Linked DNA regions of Homo sapiens: region 2 is linked to region 1. A link is a loop called in an ENCODE intact Hi-C map of the cell type or tissue named here. Cell type or tissue: gastrocnemius medialis. All regions are shown on one strand.

Evidence for each region. Hi-C counts contacts between places; a loop is a spot of excess contacts. Peaks named below come from ENCODE experiments on the same cell type or tissue, not always from the same donor. Only the 100,000 strongest peaks of a DNase experiment are listed, where the experiment ranks them.
Region 2: a loop joins it to region 1, with 15 times the contacts of the local background. A loop is called at or near these places in 4 of 110 quality-filtered maps.

What each region holds. Positions count from the first base shown.
Region 1 is chr11:74,304,172-74,306,671 of GRCh38, reverse strand. It overlaps P4HA3 (prolyl 4-hydroxylase subunit alpha 3), which reads left to right. Exons shown (of 13, transcript NM_182904.5): 2 at 2,260-2,402. Among named protein-coding and RNA genes, the nearest start is that of P4HA3-AS1, 5.9 kb to the left of the region's middle. In gastrocnemius medialis, no CTCF peak of the experiment used is centred here; no DNase peak of the experiment used is centred here.
Region 2 is chr11:74,443,508-74,446,007 of GRCh38, reverse strand. No RefSeq gene overlaps it. Among named protein-coding and RNA genes, the nearest start is that of KCNE3, 23 kb to the left of the region's middle. In gastrocnemius medialis, no CTCF peak of the experiment used is centred here; DNase peaks (open chromatin) are centred at 1,367 and 1,667; H3K4me3 peaks cover 554 bases; H3K27ac peaks cover 2,133 bases.

The sequences.
Region 1 (2,500 bases):
AGGGGTTGAAATCCTACCACCTTGCCACTTCCTCTATTTTTCACTTTCATCTCTGTCTCCTCGCAGAAGTCGCCCACTCTTGCCAAAGGACTCATAGTCTCCTGTGCTCTTGCACACGTTCATTTTTTTTCACTTTGCACAAACTTTTTTTTCTTCTACTTCCATTCTTGTTATACTATTTTTGAAGTTGATAATTTTAAAACGAGCGGGAAAACTCTTGGAGAGCAGGAATAGTACCTTAATCTGCCCTGTTATAGATAATAAATTTCAGTAATATAAATTCCATTGGTGTTTTAGAAATGGAATTAACCAGAGTATACTAGGAAAGGAAACAGCATCTTTTGCCTATATAAACACTGTTGAAGGACACTGGAGAAGGGAAATTAACTGGAAAGATGATCACTTCAGGCCCTACCATTTCTGCCCTTTTCTGCATTTGTTGCCAAGCTAGAAAGGTTGGAAGTGTGCTGGACGATCCCACCTCTTATTCCCCTTTACAGTCATCACCACTTCCTAAACTCCTTCCTTGAACCCAGTCCATTCTCCATCGCTGTCGTGGTTCAGAGTCTCCTTGTCTTGTGCTTGCAGTTTTGAAGTGGCCTCCTCCCCACCCTCTCACACATTTATATATGTGAACAAGTCATAGTTTCAACAGTACCACTCTCACTTAAAGCCTTCTCTAACCTGCTCTGGCCAAATTAATCATCCCCTCTCTGTCCTCCCCACTAAGCCTTGTTCTTAAATCTGGTATTGCATCTGTAATGTAATTATTTGTGTCTTTCTTACTCACTAAACTGTGGATCCTTGAGACCAAGATTATTTCCTTATTCAGAATTTTGTCCCTAGCTCCTAGGAGAGTATACTTCATTCTTTCTTTCATAGAAATATGTATTGAATTTAGGTATAGAATGATGAGAAAAAAAGTTATTTTCTTATCCATGAAATCCTTGAGTATTAGACCTCGTCTTGCCTTTGTATCCCTAGAATCTAGCATGGAGTCTGACATCTAGCAAATAACTCGTGTAGATTGACTTACTACAAATATATCTCAAGCCTCTGTGCCTTTGTACACTAATGGTTCCTGTTGGCTTGAAAAATACTCTTCTTCTCTTCTTTGTTCTAGCTCCTTAAGAAACCATATAGCATAATCAGCTGCGAACCCAGGTTTTGGAGTTAGTCAGACTTGGGTTCCATCCTGGCTTTGCCCTTTACTAACAGTGTGGCTTTGTTTCAGTTTCCTCTCTGTGGAATGGGTAAAATTAAATCTACACTAAGGGTCGGTTGGAAGGTGGGGGGTAATTAAATGAGACAATCTATTTAGAGCACCCAACAGGCCAATACATGGTAGGAGCTCAATAAGTAATAGCTTTCAGTATTTTAACAAATCATTCAAGATTCAGATCACATGCCATCTCTTCTTGGAAGCCTTTCCTTCCCCCTTCTAACTCCCACCTGGATGAGCTGCCCTGCCTGCACAGCTGCAGCATTATATGCTCACTTCTCTCATAGCAGAGAGGTCCCCAACCCCTGGGCCAGGGACCGGTACCAGTCCATGGCCTGTTAGGAGGCGGGCCCCCCAGCAGGAGGTGAGTGGTGGGCAAGGGAGCATTACTCTTTGAGCTCCACCTCCTGTCAGATCAGCCACGGCATTAGATTCTCATAGGAGCGTGAACCTTATTGTGAACTGCACATGTGAGGGATCTAGGTTGTGTGCTCCTTATAGGAATCTAACTGGTACCTGATGATCTGAGGTGGAACAGTTTCATCCCGAAACCATCCCCCAACCCCCCGGTCCGTGGAAAAAATTGTTTTCCATGAAACTAGTCCCTGGTGCCAAAAAGGTTGGGGACCACTATATAGCACATATCACAGTGGTTATAATTAATTCAATAGTGTTTTTGAGTTTCTACCAGATACTAAGTATTGCATATACAGTGATGACAGGAGAAAAAGACTTTGTGATCCCTTTGAGAGCTGGACCCTGTCTTGCCTTTATATCTCTAGCATGGTGCCTGAAATACAGTAATTGATTAATATAGACTGACTCATTCAGTGAACAAAAGAGTGGACCTACTTTTGTTGTATCTATAGTTTTCATATTCTTTGGGCTTGCATGGCTTTTTGGTTGGACTATTATGTGAATCTCAAGAGGTTCAGCATGTCAGTGTTAGCTACTCTTAATGTACACACACCATGCCAGCCTTCCCTAGGTGTAGTGGTTGTATCAGGAGGTGAGATCATTCTACTCCTTTCTTTCAGATTCTACGACAAGGTACTTTCTTTGCATGAGGATTCAACAACCCCTGTGGCTAACCCTCTGCTTGCATTTACTCTCATCAAACGCCTGCAGTCTGACTGGAGGAATGTGGTACATAGTCTGGAGGCCAGTGAGAACATCCGAGGTAATGAGGAGGAGGGCTGGAGGGTAAGAGAGAAGATTCTATCTCCTGACTCGGTGGTAAGGAGAGAGATTCTGTTGGGATGTGATTTCAAAGGGTAA
Region 2 (2,500 bases), 140 kb before region 1:
GATTCTCACATGCTGAATTGATGAGATGCCAGGTGACTTGGACACTTCTGGAGTTCCCAGTACATAGCATCTGTTACATGGAATGCATGGAGGTGAGGAAACTCTCTCTCCCCATCGTGCTATACTTTGTCACATGGGTTTCTAATGGGTAATATTTATGTCCTTTGCTTTCAGTAAAGCAGCTCTTCTATATTTTGCTGATTCCTTCCTAACCCCAGTTTCCCTCTACAAATTCCTAAGCCTGAGCTGCAGCAAGGTCAAGAAACAAATCTGTATGACAAACCTAATGTTAAATGTTGGCTCATTCCTCCTTGATTTTGAAGATTCTATTACTGGATCCATGTTGCCTATCTCCTTACTTTCCTTAAGATGAGTTCTCTCCCAGGAGAGACCCAAAGCCCTCACAAAAAATGGACTTTGGGTGAGTTGGGCCTACTAGGTCGAATATGCCCAATTGGTTCCTCCAGGAAGCAGATGCCAAAATGGAGTGAGAAGTGCCAGAAATGTACTGGGGCGGGGAATGCCTGTGAGGGAGCAGGAGTAGATGCGGGAGCCTCAGATGGTGATGCAGATCTGACACCAGCGAAAAAAAGAGGGAAGGAAGAAGGACCAGGCAGGAGGAGCGTCAGGTTTCAATGCAGCTCTGAGAAAGTCTCAGCCAGGCTGATGAGGAGCCCCAGAGCAGAGACTGCCCATTACAGGAGTCCCATGTTGGGCAGGAATGGCTTGACTTTCATACGTCTGCAGAGCTTGGTCAGTGGCAGGGAGAAGGCCAGGGTGAGCATAACCGGGGTGTAAACACTGCAGGAGAGCCCAAAGGTGCTGCTGCCTGAGGCCGGCCACTAACTGCTCTTCTCCCAGCAGGCTCCCTGTGGGAGACCTGAACAGCTCACTCCTGGTGGCTGCCATATCACGAATACCCACACCTGTGTGAATTCCAAAAGTGGACATAATTTAAGCTCAAACGGAGCCCCAAATGTACATTTATTACAATTTTTTGTTGAGTGTACAAAAAGTATTGCACTTGGCACAGCAGCAGCCCCACCCTCACCAGTGGAACAATCGAAGCGAAAAAGGACTAGTCTGGGAAGGTTTCAGGTAAACAAGTGAGTTTTTCTTACCATGATTGTCAACAACAGCCTCCATTATAGATTAACACTGTGTCAAGCTTAGTACGAGAGAACAATTCTCAGGGAGCTTAAGTTTGCAATAAAATATTCCTCACACGAGGCGCTCAGAGCAGACTTTTGAAGAGTTTACATGCCAATCACTGGATGCTCCAAGGAGGGAGGAGCTTCTTAGTAGAACTGGCCCTGGAGGCTACCAGAGAGACCTTGAAATTGATCTGGCAGCCAACTGGGTGGTGCAAGGACATGCTCCACCCCTAGGACCCTGCCAGCCAAGCTGTAGGATTTTTTGAGAGGCAGGCCCAACACCTGTTGTGGCTGCTGGATGAGATTCAAAATATAAGGAGAAAAGACAGAAGAGGAAGGAACTGGAAAAGAGGAATTTGTAGCTAGAAGAAGAAAGACAGCACGCTTTTCAGAACCGTGCCAGAATTCATCCCAGGCTAATCACCTGCCAAAAAAGAGATAGTGTCAGTGGTAGAAAGAACATTGGAGAGGACACTTAAGCTCTGCTGCTAACTCCTCAGCTGACCTTTGTCACTCAATGCCCCTCTGGGCCTGTGCTCCTTGGCTGTAATCTGCAGAGCTAAGCCAGACACCTAAAATTCTTCCATTTGAACAGTCTAGGAATCGAACAACCTTCCTTAAAATAATCTTGGAAGAGCCTAGTATGAAATGGGCGGCGGGGCGGGGGGGGGTTGGCGGGGGAAGGATAAAAAAGAATTTCCTGTGAACTCAGGAGCAATAATATAATACAACCTAATAACCTAACCTAATCATAGCAAGCATTACAACAGGCGGGGGAATCTGGGAATGGGAGCCAGTAACATCTCTAAAGTAGAGGTAATTTCATGATCAAGACATCCAGTGCATTGAAACGTGACGCTGTTCTATCTTTACAGAGTGTGCAGATGGTTGGGAAGGAAAATAGTTCCACCTGTCAGCTGATTCTAAAAGATCTGAGCTTCATATACATTCCGTCAACACATGAACCCCTAATGTCACTAAAGCAAAGAGATGGAACTGTCTCTGTCCTTTCCTGAACGCTCCTCCAGTTTTCTCTTATAAAAGCCGTTTCTACTCCCCTTTAAATCTGCATTCGCAGTTTGTTTTCACCTAGATAAGAATGCTGGGAAGGGAGAGCATACTGTTTTTTTTTCCCCCAGTCCTACTATTTTAGGATTCTAACAACAACAGGGTTGCATGCTCCCTTCTTATTTATTTCTCTCGTTGAGCTCAGAAAATGCCACAGATAAACCAAAACGAAATGAAAAACTGCAGTCAAGAGAAGAACATAATTAGCAGCCAATCAGGAAAAGGCTGTACAATCCCTAGGCCTTTAGATACTTTATCCTCTAGGCTGGGCCCTCCCA